Linked DNA regions of Mus musculus: region 1 is linked to region 2. Evidence: chromatin contacts called from ENCODE Hi-C or POLR2A ChIA-PET data. All regions are on one chromosome and are shown on one strand. The core of a region is the stretch at or near the end of the contact, and the rest is flanking DNA. Distances in the headings are between cores, read along the strand shown. Region 1 has its middle 44 kb from the start of Derl1. Region 2 overlaps Zhx2 (zinc fingers and homeoboxes 2).

Region 1 (5,844 bases), core at 2,188-4,687, 100 kb before region 2:
TACTCATGGTACACACAAACACTCCTACACATAAAATAACTCTATTTTTTTTTAAGATCGCAGAGCTAGAGGAGTGTGATGGTTAGTTTTTGTCAATTTGACTTAAAGCCAAATGTACCTGGGAAGAGGAACTCTCAATGCAGGAATTACCTTCATCAGATTGGCCTGTGGGCATTGATAAAGGAGGGTCCAGTCCACTGTGGGTGGTCCCATCCCTACACAGGTGAGCCTGGGCTGCTTAAGAAAGACAAGCCACAGGGAGCAAACCAGTGTGTAGGTTTCCTTTATCCACTCTGGCATGTCTATGTGTCTTCCTTGTTCAGCTCGTAATTAGGCAGTCATGTTGGTGAGTGTAGCTTCTGATATTACTAGGAAACACAATCTCCCAGCAAACTCCTGGACCCTCTGTCCCTTACGTTCTCTCCATCCCTTCTTCCGCAATGTTTCCTGAGTCTTTGGTGCAGGAGTGTTTATAGATATCCCACTGGGACTGTGCTCAACAACTCTGCATTTTGATAGGTTGTGGTTTTCTGTAGTGGTATCCATTTGTTGCAAAGAGAAGTTTCCCTGACTGGGGGTGAAGTGTCCACTCATCTTTGGGTGTAAGGACAAATGTTTACATTGTTGTTAGGGGTTATGCTGGCTTGGTAAATTAGTGGTTGTGAAGTCTCTTCTAAGAACTGTGACTTCTCTAGAGCTGAGTAATTAGGTAGGTTTCCAGTACCAGGTGTGTTTTCCCTCTTGTTGAGTGGGTATTAAGTCCAATTAGAGAGCCATTGATTACATCCAAAGCATGTGTGCTACTACTTATTCAAGCCCCTTTAAAAATTATATTGTGAATTAGCTTGTAAAGTAATAGGCTTCTTTATTGTTTCTTCATATATCCTTATGACCCCTCCGTTTTCTCCTATACCCCATCTTCCCCAGGCAATATGTTTTTGGTTCTTGTCTGCTTTGTGGCTGGCAGTAGCTACACATATGACTCTAGCAATGTGCCCTGACCTTTCTGTGTCTCTTTCTTGTTGGGTTCTGATAACACTGTTCCCTTTGTGCCTTGGTGATAATGACTCTTCTATTGCTTTATATATCTTCTGACACCTCTTGCATATTCTTTCAGCTCTGCCTATATCTGCCTCCAAAGTCCCTTTGATACAGTATCATCTATGATTAGAGTTCTTCTTGGGACTCTTTATTTAAAGATAGGATCTTGTGTAGTCAGACTGGTTTTTAGCTTTTTGGTACCAGGCTTACCTTGAACTCTTTATCTCCTTGCCTCCACTTTCCTGGTACTGGGATTACAGGCATGTACTTCTTGAGAGTCTGGAAAACCGAATACTACACCCATGCCTCATATTAGCATTTAAGTCACAATTTCATGATGTGTGAATATTAGCTTCCTACTCCACACCTAAGGAAACCATGGTTGGAGAGGCGAAGTGACCTGTCCCAATCACAGGGTGTGAACTACCCGGCTTCCAGAAGTATACTGAGTGCCTTGCTGCAGTGGCCGATTATCCACTCTTCTGATGACTTGCAACATCTCCTGGCCCATGCCCTTCCCTTTATTTAGGCAGAAGTGGCATCTAAACCTTTCCATTATTAGACAGGATAGTAGTCTCCATAAGCTCCAATTTTATGTCTATAAGATGTCAACATGTACCCATGGTCTCAGATCACCTGTCTTGGCAATAATGGATGTGTGGTTAGCAGAAACACAGTTTTCACGCTTGGCAGGGTCAGCTCAATCAGGCAGGAAGCAGCTGCCTCAGGAGCCTTTTTTTTCCTGTTCAGGGAAAGGGTGCGAGGAGGGAAGGAAAGGACAACAGGCTTCATAACACAGCCTGTCACTCAGGCAGGCTTGGTTGGCTTTGATCTCCACAGCCAAAGCTTTGTCCGAATTCATTCTGAGGAAATAATCAGATACGTGAGAAACGGAGAACGAACAAAGAAAGATTATGGCAGCAAAGAAATTGGAAAAAAATATGTAGATCTATTAGTAAGGATTGGTTGACTAACTGAAGGCTTGTTGTATAGTGATATCCTCCTGAAGGGAGGAAGGAGGGCAGTGTACTATCTTGTAGTTTTGAAACATTTTAAGCATTTAAATCCTGTGTATGTTACATATAATCCCATTCCATTCCCTCACTATGCAGTAGTAACAGAGAGTACATTTTCTTATGGAACTCCATCAATAAATACTTAGCAGATGTGATTAATAATAGTTCCCCAATGTCATCTACATTCAGATTTCTCTACTTGACTCCAAATGTTTCTTAAAATTCATCTGCTTATGCCAGACAAGACCATGCATCCCACCTTGTTGCTGTGTAATAAAAACCTAAAATTTATGTTCTATTCTCGGTGGGCTAATTTTACATGAATTTGCCAGATCTTTGTTTTATCTCCTTGTTAATCCCTCAGTCCTTTACTTCTCACTCCCTCTGTCCCTCCCTCCCCCTCTTCCTCTGTCCCTCCCTCCCATCTCTCTTTTCCTTCTCTCTCCCTGTCTCCCTCCCTCCTCCCTTCCCTCCTTTTCTCCCTTCCTCAATATTTACTAATAACCTTGTGATGCTTTAAGCTGGACATTGGGATGTAAGGATGAGTACAGTCAGATCATCTCCTCAGGGATGGCACAGGCTAGTGAATGAAAATAGGCCCTCAGATGACTAATTATAAAGTAGCCTGTGCGTGTACCGCCGGAAAGGAAGGTCGGCAGCTTCCTACACAGGAGGAGGACAGAAAGAAACCTCAGCTGAGAACTCAGACGGAATTAACAGTTACATAAAGTAGAGTTTTGTGGGTCATGGGGTAGATTTGAAATTCTTGTAGTCTCCTCATCTTTATGAATCAACAGGAAGTGATTCTTAATCTTTATACTTTAGTTGTTTAAAGTCGACTTCATAAGTTCTTTGAAAGGCTCTATCCCAGCCATATCCCCATTTCTGTCAGCTTTCCATGTCCAGAGACGTGTTTGTCAGACCCTCTTAGGGGAGTGCCTGGCCTGGGAGTGTGTGGGAGAATCCTGGGGGACACAGTGTCCAGAACACATCCACCACGTGCCAGCTGCTCTGAATGCGCATGTGCCCATGGGCTGCTTTCAGTGTGATAATCGGTTCCCAGCCGTGACAATCACTTGATGAGAGACTGGACTGTTGTGGTTAAAGGCTCAGCTTTTGGTTTCTGAGAAACCTGGCTTGAAAGCTTGGCTCTGACACTCATTAAATGTGTGGCTTTGGGAAGTTTCCTAAACCCAATCTTGAAGGACTCTGAAGTTCAGGCTTTAGTCCTTTAATGTGGAAAATTATGCAATTTCCCAATGTGGAGGATCAAAAATTTGAATGTTCCACGGACATCCTCCTTCCCAGAGTCCTAGCCATTCTTACATAATATGCAGCCACTCTGCCACACAAGGCAGTTGGAGGCACCCTGCCAAACATCCCTTGGAGTGCACATGGATTGAAAAACAAAATCCATCAGGGAGCAAGCAATTCTGCTAAGGCCATCTCAGCCTTTAGCTTGGTTCTGGTGATGGTGTCTGGAAGGTTCACCCATCTCCTCGGCATGGAGGTTGCATCCAGACATAGACCAGGGGCAGCTGTCTTTTTAGAGCAGCTGGTTAAATGAACTCCAACAAAGGTCCTCTGTTGTTTTTAACAGGCGCCACTGTGGCTGTCGCTTGGCAGAGGAGAGATACCTAATGGTATGTTCTGGGTTTAGATAAATATTCCTCAACAGTCCACACTCTTCCACCCTACGGTCTGCTCTTCTTTAATTCTACATTGGTAACATAAGAGATCAAATCTTTTGGGTTCAGATTCCGTCTTAGAAAACCTGACCTAAGGTTGAATTCAAGTAAACTAAAAGGCTGGTACCTAGCACCAATTTCTAGGTTACCACTCCCCCCAACAGGACTTGGGTCTCCAGGTTACCCACCCCCAACAAGACTTGCTTCTAGCATCAGTCTCCAGGTTATTCCCCCAACAGATCTGCACCCCCAGCCTAACAACCACCAATCAGGAGGAAAGCAGAAATTAAGTTTATGGTCTGGCTCCCAGCGCCAGCCAATTCTGCTAAAGGCCATAGTAGCCCCCACCCCCACCCCAATTAGATGCTTGCCAGACTAGAAACACTTACCTCTCTCACTTGCCGTTTTCTATAAAACTTTGTCTCGATGAGTGTTTGGGGTTTTTTCTCCACTATAAAGAACCATCCTGTGGGTCCTTGGTGAGTTAAGCCCAAGCCTTTATTCGAGGCTGTGAATAAAGACCCTTGTGTGATTGCATGAGATCAGCTCCTGGTTTGTCTTTGGGGGTTTACCAACACTTCCTGGTACTACAGTCACATGCTTCTCCAGAGCCCTCCAGGGGAGCTTGTCCAGAAGTACACTCAGCTCTCTACTGTCCCATGAAACTTCATCAAAAGCTTTGGTTGGGGTAGATGTAGAAATTTGGAATCTGGGGCCCCTTTTCATGGTGATAGCGCCGGCTCCTGGAACCATCAATTCTCATACTTGGACTGGCAGTTAAAAGGTCTAAACTCTTAGTTTTCAAAAGAGGAGGCAGAGGCTAAAGGAGGAAGAATGACCGACTTTCTCAGGCTCATGAGCCCCATTAGTGGTAAATCCAGGGCCAGAATTCTGGAACCTCTGACTCCTTGGGGCAGGTGGGTGGGCTTTGTCATAGCAAGCCCTTATGACAAACTCATTCTCTTCAATGCTTAGTCATGTTTCTATCTCTTCTAGGCCTCATAAGGGTTCCTCCAAGGTGGAAGGCAATACAAGCAAATGTGCAGACACATAGATCTGTAAAAAAATGGGTGACAAGGCATGCGCTAGGGCCAGGGGAGCCAGGGGTAAGGCTCCAGTTAGTTTTTAGCTTCATTTCTTATTTGCTGGAACGTGTTCATGGAACTCTGTTGAAAAATAATCACATGGTCCATCCTGGCATCGTAGGCTAAGCAAGTAAAACAGGACTGAAAGGGGATTTATTTTTTCTTGTCTTCCCAGGACACATTAGACAGGCTTCCATGTTTAGCCCAGGGCAACACATCTTAAATACTTTTTGTGTGTGCTCTTCACTGCCTAGTTTCTTCACACTCTGTTCTCTGAAGCTGTCCCTCCTTCAATGACTATAAACCCTAACAATGACTAACCCAGTTTGGACTGTTCATTGAGGTGAGAGATGTGCTGTTACTGGCTAGGTCTGAAGCATATGACCATCCATGGACAGAAGGGTCATGATCTGTGAGGTACCATGCCAACATTATATGTGATAGAGCAGGGCTCCAGAAGGCTTTGAATGGGCGTGGGTGTGTTAATAAAGGGGAGCAGCAATATTGGGGAGATGAAAACCTACAGGAGCCTCACAAGGGATGGAGAAGCAAGACAATGAATGCTCACATGATTAGAGTTAATTGTTGGTGCTGGTGATTGCCCATGACTTCAAAAGAATAGGGCATCCCGAGAGCTAGTTTGGATGTGTGTCATCCTTAAATCCAGTTTCTTCATCCTTCCATGTATACCTTTATTTGTTCCAGTGGTGTTTAGGTTGGGTTTTTAGGAATGGGTGAAATTTAGGCAAGGAATATGGAAGGTATGAGCATTTCAAAGGGAAACGTATCAGCCTAGGGACCATTTATCTATCAGCCCCAGCCACAGACTGTGTAAGGAGCTAAGAAACAGATTTGGACTGAGTTACTGGGCTCTAGGGCTTGTAGCATAAATTCAGCCAAGGGAAGCAATCCCAAGGCAAAAGTCTGCAAACATACCATGTCCCCTTTCCATCCATTTCCCATATGCTGTTTCACTTAGAGTGGAAAATCCCAAACCACATTTGTTTTTCAGGT
Region 2 (6,463 bases), core at 123-2,622:
CACCTTCCGAGGGCAGAGGGTGGCTGGTACCAGAGCGAATAGTGTCAGGAATGGAGGTGCGCAAACATTCTGAGGACTGGTCCACCTTTAGAATAGAATGCGGCTCCTCTGAGGACAAGCATAGGGGCCATTTGCCGGGTGGGTACTAAGTTCTTTTCATTCTTTTTCAGAAGTCAGATGTGTAATATGTCCTGAGCCAAACACATGGCCACAGAGAAAATGGAGCTTTAAGACAAGGCCTCTGACCCTAACAACCAACAGAGGAGCCAAGACTCCCGTCTGAGAGCAACCTGGAGTTGAAAACCATGCACTTGCCTCCATGGTCTGGCTCTGAACTACAGAAACCCACTAGCATAAGGTAAGGAAGGGTGTAGGCTCAGAAAAGAAAGCATAAAATGGGGCCGGAAGCTCACCTCAAAGAATATCGGTGAGCATAGTGGATGCAGGGGATGTCTGAAACCCCAGGCAGGTAGGCTAGAGCAGACTCAGAAAGATCACAGGCTGCAAGTCCATTTTTGGGGCAGGCAAATACACAAGGGGAGAGGGTGTTCATTTTAAGGTGGAGTGGGGCACAGAAGGACCTAACCCTGTCCTATCCAGCATCCTTTTGAACCACAGATTCCTTTTGCAAGCGGCATCTGAGAATGCTGTGGAGTGTGAATAGCTTGGAATGGACCAGGCTACTGGTTATGGCTTTCGGCCTTGCTCTGCCTTCAGCTCTTCTCAAGAAACTACCCACACTGGCCGCAGCATCTAAATTCACATCCTTGGCCCTGCTCCTGTGCCCTGTGTGGCACAATTCTAATTTACTCCGCTGTCGGATTTTAAAAGCATCAACCTACATGCTCTTGTCTACCACAGCCTCTGACTTCAGGTGACACTCATTTTCCCACCCCTCTGAGGTGCTCTTAAGATCAAGTCACATGAATCAGTTGGGCCTTTGGGTGGAATGGAACTCTGAACCCTTGTGATCCGTGTTGACATTACTGTAAATTTTACTGGGTTCCATCTAGACAGAAGCCATCACAAGGCAAAGGTTATTTGAGGCCTACGTACAATATCAAAAAAAAAAAATCCACTTTCAAGCGTCAGCAGTGGAAAGATCCCTTAAGACTGGCACAAGAAAAAAGTTACCCAAAGGCCGTAACATTAGAAGGTAGGAGGACATCGGGGCTTTTGTTTGGTTTTGGTTCCAGGCCCAGCATTCTGAGAGGGGTTATTAATTACTCCCTGGCGACAGAAGGAACACAGGGCTTCTCAAAGCCGATGGAAGGAATCCTCACAGACAGAGTGAGAGGGGGCTGGGCTTGAGAGCCTCACCGAAGGCATTGATTGCACGCCAGGAGCAGGCCAGTGACCCGCATGCTCCAGAGAAGCCAGAGAATGGGGCGCACTCTTCCCTGAGGAAACAAGTGCCCACGTGCGGGTTCAGTGCTTACACGGCTGCTTCCTACAGAACTCCCAGGAATGTCTGACTCTCCTCTAAGGCTGCTCTTCTCAAGACTCCCACCACCTCCCAACTTGGCACCCAGAAGCCTCTGTGGCTCTCCTCCTTGCCAACGATATTCATCCAACCCACCGGAAGGACTGCTTCTCGCCTTCCGCCCAAATCCACTCAGGGCTCTCTCCATCAGCGTTGCTGTCATCTCTGGCATGCATGTCCACAGCAGCCCCCTGAAGGGTCGTCCCCTCCACACCCCTCACCTCATCTCCCCTTCTGTGGTTCCTCTTCAGCTATCCTCCCTGTTCCCCGCCCCCAGCTCCCTCCCCCATAATAGTCATCTCAAAATGGAGATCAGACACAACACTCTCTGAAACCTGTGAAGGCTCTCATTGAATATAGGACTCATCCCACAGTCCTATAAGGTCCAGCCCGAGGCTCCTATCTGTCTGTCTGTCTGTCTGTCTGTCTGTCTGTCTGTCTGTCTGTCTAGCTCAGAATCCTAGATGGGCAGAATAATCCCGCCCCTAGGCTGGCAGACTGAGAGCAGGACTAGACTGTGTAATTGGGCTTTTGTTGTTGTTGCTGTTGCTGCTCCGTTCAGGGAACTGGGACCTGGTCGTTAGAGAAGCAAGCACCCTACCATTGAATTTTTCTGCTCCGGCTTAAAATTGTACTTTTGTATTTTATCCCTCTCAATCACTCCAGGGTTCTTGTATTGTATTGCAATTTTCTCAGCTTTTCTCCGAGCAGGATACTATTGATGATTACCATGACAGTATCAACATTGTTGCAAAAGTTCTGGTTTGCGCTGCTTGGACCCCAGGCAATGTTTGTTCTTCCAGGGGAGTAGAAGTAAAAGCAGTTCTAGAACACAGCCCTCATAGGTTACTGGGGGCCTAATGAGATCCTTAAATTATCAGCCAGGTCATTCCCTCAAGGTAATAACAAAAGTATGCTCTTTAGTGTCCTCTCTGGTATCTTCAACAGCACCTGATAACTTACCCTCAGTCCTTGTATTGAGCACTTCTTGAGGTGAGAAAGTCAGAGCACAGAGAGATTAAGTGACTCACCCAAGGTCATAGTGCTGGTGAGACACTGTATTCTAATTGTCCTCTGTTTGCTGTGTTTATTTGTTGTTGTTGAGCCCAGGCTAACCTCAAACTCATTATATGACTGAGTTCCAGATGGTCCTACCTCAGCCTGAGTGCTCAGATTACAAAAGGGTGGCTGGCTGCAGGAGTGAGCTTTTTAATGCACCCCTTTGCATCTAGAGGCTCTTGGAGAAGGTGATATAGCCATGACTTTCAATGCCAATTTCAACGGCAACAATTCTATCAAGCTGCCTTCCAAGAAATGGGCACAACCCATCTAGGACCAATGTAAGCCTATGATTAAAACCAGAAAGATAATGAACACTCAGAAGCCACTGTGTAAAGGGCTCCCACTGGCTCAGAGGCTCGTGGCTGGAAAGGCATGTCCTTCTTCTTTCATGACTATTCCTTGCAGACAGCAGGGGAGAGAGAGAGAGAGAGAGAGAGAGAGAGAGAGAGAGAGAGAGAGAGAGGACAGAGGGAGAGAGAGAGATTGAGAAGAAGGAGGAGGAGGAGGAGGAGGAGGAGGAGGAAGAAGAAGAAGAAGAAGAAGAAGAAGAAGAAGAAGAAGAAGAAGAAGAAGAAGAAGAAGAAGAAGAAGAAGAAAGAAGGAGGAGGAGGAGAGGGAGGGAGGGAGGGAGGGGGGAGGGAGGGAGAGAGAGAGAGAGCGCTACAAAAGACATAGGCACTTTAGATGACGGAGGTTCCAGCCAGATGTGAAAACTGTAAGTAGCAATGTGTGAATGTGTGTGTGTGTGTGTGTGTGTGTGTGTGTGTGTGTGTGTGTGTGTGAGAGAGAGAGAGAGAGAGAGAGAGAGAGAGAATGTGTAAAGAGGATGTAATTTTCTCTCCCATTACTCTGGATCTTTACAAATCAATGCAGTTCCTCTTAATATGAATTCTCACAAATCAGGGAATGAGAAACTCCCCCATAAGATGCATGCCACTAGATTATGATCCAAACTCCTCCACATCAACTGGGCAAGTGTTTTCAGGTGCCAAGAACTCCTTTCCCAAGTCCCTTATAGGCAAACAGACCACCAGTCAGGCTGGAATGTCTCAAGGCCAGGGGGTTCCCTTGATCTGGCCACCATTGGCTTTCACATCTAAGCAGGTAGGCTGGGGATGTATTACCTACCCATCTTCCCGACAGTCCCTTGGACCAGGGATCCATTCATAGTGGCTTACATAGTGAGTTATCAATCAATGCTGTCCTACCATGGGGTCAAAGGCCACTACTGATTTTCGGTGAACCAATGGAAGGTTCTTCAAATCAGAAACATCACTCCACCCTGAGGACTTCTTTCTAAATCTTATTACAAGTCTCACGATAGAATATCCCTAACTTAGGCAAAGAGAGGTCTGGTAGACTATGAAAAACATCCCAGACTGTGTTTAGGAGATTCTTACTGCATCTGTGATGTGTATAATCTTGTGTGACTACTTATTCTCCTTGACCTTTGACTTGTGAATCTTTAAGTCCTGAGTAACAATGAGAACTGTTGATGATATAGTAGTAATAGGGTCTTGTAGATAGGGTCAGAGGTAAACAATAGTCATATTTGTAATTATTTCAGTACTTTTATTTGGTCTGTGTATGTTTGTGTGTGTTGTATATATGTGTCCACATGTATGTGTGCATATGTGCTTATCCACGTGTGTGCATATAGAGGCCACTGTTCAACATTTAGTATCTCCTATTTGCTCCCCATCTTGGTGTGTGTGTCTTTCCACAGTGTCAGAAATTATTAAATAACAGTAAATTCACAACATTTAGAGGCATCAGCGAGGGCAATTATCACGAAATCCACCTATCTTGGTACCCTGATCAAGCTAATGTAAGTTCTTTATTCTAACATTACTTAAGAACATTCACTCTGATAAATGCTTCACATGGCACACAGCAGACATATCTATATCTATATGGGTTGCAGAATGAATGCAAGTTAAGGCTATAGCAGAATTGGAAAGGTCTTAGAAGTGAGATCTGCCTCCGCCTTTGTGGTTACAGGCACACACTCCCATGCCCACATTCTGTTAGTGTTGCAGATCTGAACTTGGGCTCTTGTATTTGCACAACACATACCCGACACACTGAGCCAGCTCCCAGCCCTACTGTAGTAGTTTAGAAGGTTCCTCTTTAAAAGTTCATGCACAGCTGCCTGGGAATCAGGATCCCACCACTCACTTGCTACTTGGGTTTGCAGGGAATGAGCTGAGACAGTGACCCTCTCAGAGTGACCCCACTTTATGTGAGAACTTGGTAGAAGCATCAAGACTGGTAGACTCACCCCTGACCATGGAAGCAGAAATTCTGAGGGTAGGCTCTGCCCTATGACAAGGCCCAAGTGAGAGAGATGCACACTGGAATCTGAGAACTACTGGACTTTGGTCATCAGGAATCCTGTGGTGTATGTAAGACAGAAGGCAAGTGACCGGGTTCTCTCTTGTGGGCTATGCAGAGTCAATAGGTTCTGGGGTAGTGGCCAAGACGTAACAAGCTCCCCAGATAACTGTTGCGCACACATTGAGTTTACTGGAAGAAAGAAAGAAGGGACCCAAAGCAGGAGGTGGTGGGGTGGGGTTTGAGGACAAGGACAGAGACCTCAGACTGAAGTACTAAGGTGTTCTCAGCCTCAGTTCTATAGAGCTGTGGCATGGAATCTCTCCTCCAATGTCTTCACTTGCCAGCTAGGGAAACAGAGTTCTCAAGAAAAAAAATGGCTTTTCTAAGTCTGTATGACACACACCAGGCAGAGCTAGGATTAGAGAGCCAGGGATTTGCCACCTGCTTGGCGTCTCCAAGATCTGGCTCTGCAGCCCAGCATTGTGCATATATACATTTCCTAGACACCTGGATGGGCTTGGTATCTGCCCTCACATAACAGGGCAAGGTTGGCTCACCCCTCAGGGCATCAGGAAGTGTAAAATGGGTGTAATGTTTGCCCTTACAGAGCTGCTGGATTAGGTCAAATGCGATCATATACAAGGAGGTGGGTCCCATGCTATCCATCAGCCCTCCCGGAATGCAGAAACTGAGGCTGCGTGATGACACCTGCCAGAACCATCTGTAATATAGCCAGAGCGATAAGCACACTCAGAGACACTGGAGCTTGGCCATATACCCGGTGTGAACTCTGACCCTGTTCAGGGAACCCTGGGCCTGAAGGGCCACTCTCATCCCAATACCCAGGCTATGCAAGCATCCCTTTTGTGCTCATCCCATACCCAGGCTATGCAAGCATCCCTTTTGTGCTCATCCCATACCTAGGCTATGCAAGCATCCCTTTTGTGTTTCCTTTGTAGCTCCTGCTGGACTGAGCAGTCCACAGGTAGAAAGTGGAGTTGCATTTGTATCCTCAGGAGGTCTGGCACCTCCAGAGAGTGCTCAGGAAATGGTGGTTTCAGAGAGGGAGGACCTGGAACGGGTTCCTGGGGAGCAAATACATCAGGGATTCCTAGGACAGCCTCCTGGAGAAACAATCATGTCTTCCAGAATGCTGGGACCCAGTGTCAACCGGTCTGCCTGGCTCATGGTTTCCTGCAGAGAACAGTCAGTGGAGACAGCAGGAGGAGCCATAGGAAGGAGGCAGGAGCCATCTGCAGGACCCTATGCTGCTCAACCAGAGACTAAGTGCAGGGTGTACAGCACATGCTGATGACCAAGACAAGGCTCTTCTGGTATTAGTTCTTCCCGTCCCTCCCTCTATCCTGGTGTGAAGCGTCAGAAGAGGTATCTAGAGATACCAGAGCCTGGGGAGTGAAGACTCCTGGGCAAGTAGACAGGACATTGGCACTCTGCCTTTGTTCTAGTCTGGATGTTGACTGTCCCCTGTGGCCCAAAGCTCAGTATGTATCCATCCATTGTACCACACGTGATGGGACGTGTTCTGGAGTTGTATGGAAGAGCTTATAGGGAGGGCCTTAG

The links. Hi-C counts contacts between places; a loop is a spot of excess contacts on that map. ChIA-PET counts read pairs that join two places held with the same protein, here RNA polymerase II (POLR2A).
Region 1: a loop to region 2 is called in a map of left cerebral cortex, with 2.0 times the contacts of the local background. The contact joins two enhancer-like sites. A Hi-C loop is called at or near these places in 1 of 37 maps with a recorded cell type or tissue (left cerebral cortex). POLR2A ChIA-PET finds 5 or more read pairs at or near these places in 1 of 5 experiments (embryonic stem cell).

Annotation. Positions count from the first base shown.
Region 1 is chr15:57,845,427-57,851,270 of GRCm38, reverse strand. No RefSeq gene overlaps it. Among named protein-coding and RNA genes, the nearest start is that of Derl1, 44 kb to the left of the region's middle. Within about 2 kb of position 3,437, at least 2 of the 3 ENCODE cell types and tissues checked have a DNase peak (open chromatin) inside an H3K27ac peak, as active enhancers do; they include left cerebral cortex, where a contact is called at or near this core.
Region 2 is chr15:57,740,533-57,746,995 of GRCm38, reverse strand. All of the region lies in intron 1 of Zhx2 (zinc fingers and homeoboxes 2), which reads right to left. Among named protein-coding and RNA genes, the nearest start is that of Zhx2, 49 kb to the right of the region's middle. Within about 2 kb of position 1,372, at least 2 of the 3 ENCODE cell types and tissues checked have a DNase peak (open chromatin) inside an H3K27ac peak, as active enhancers do; they include left cerebral cortex, where a contact is called at or near this core.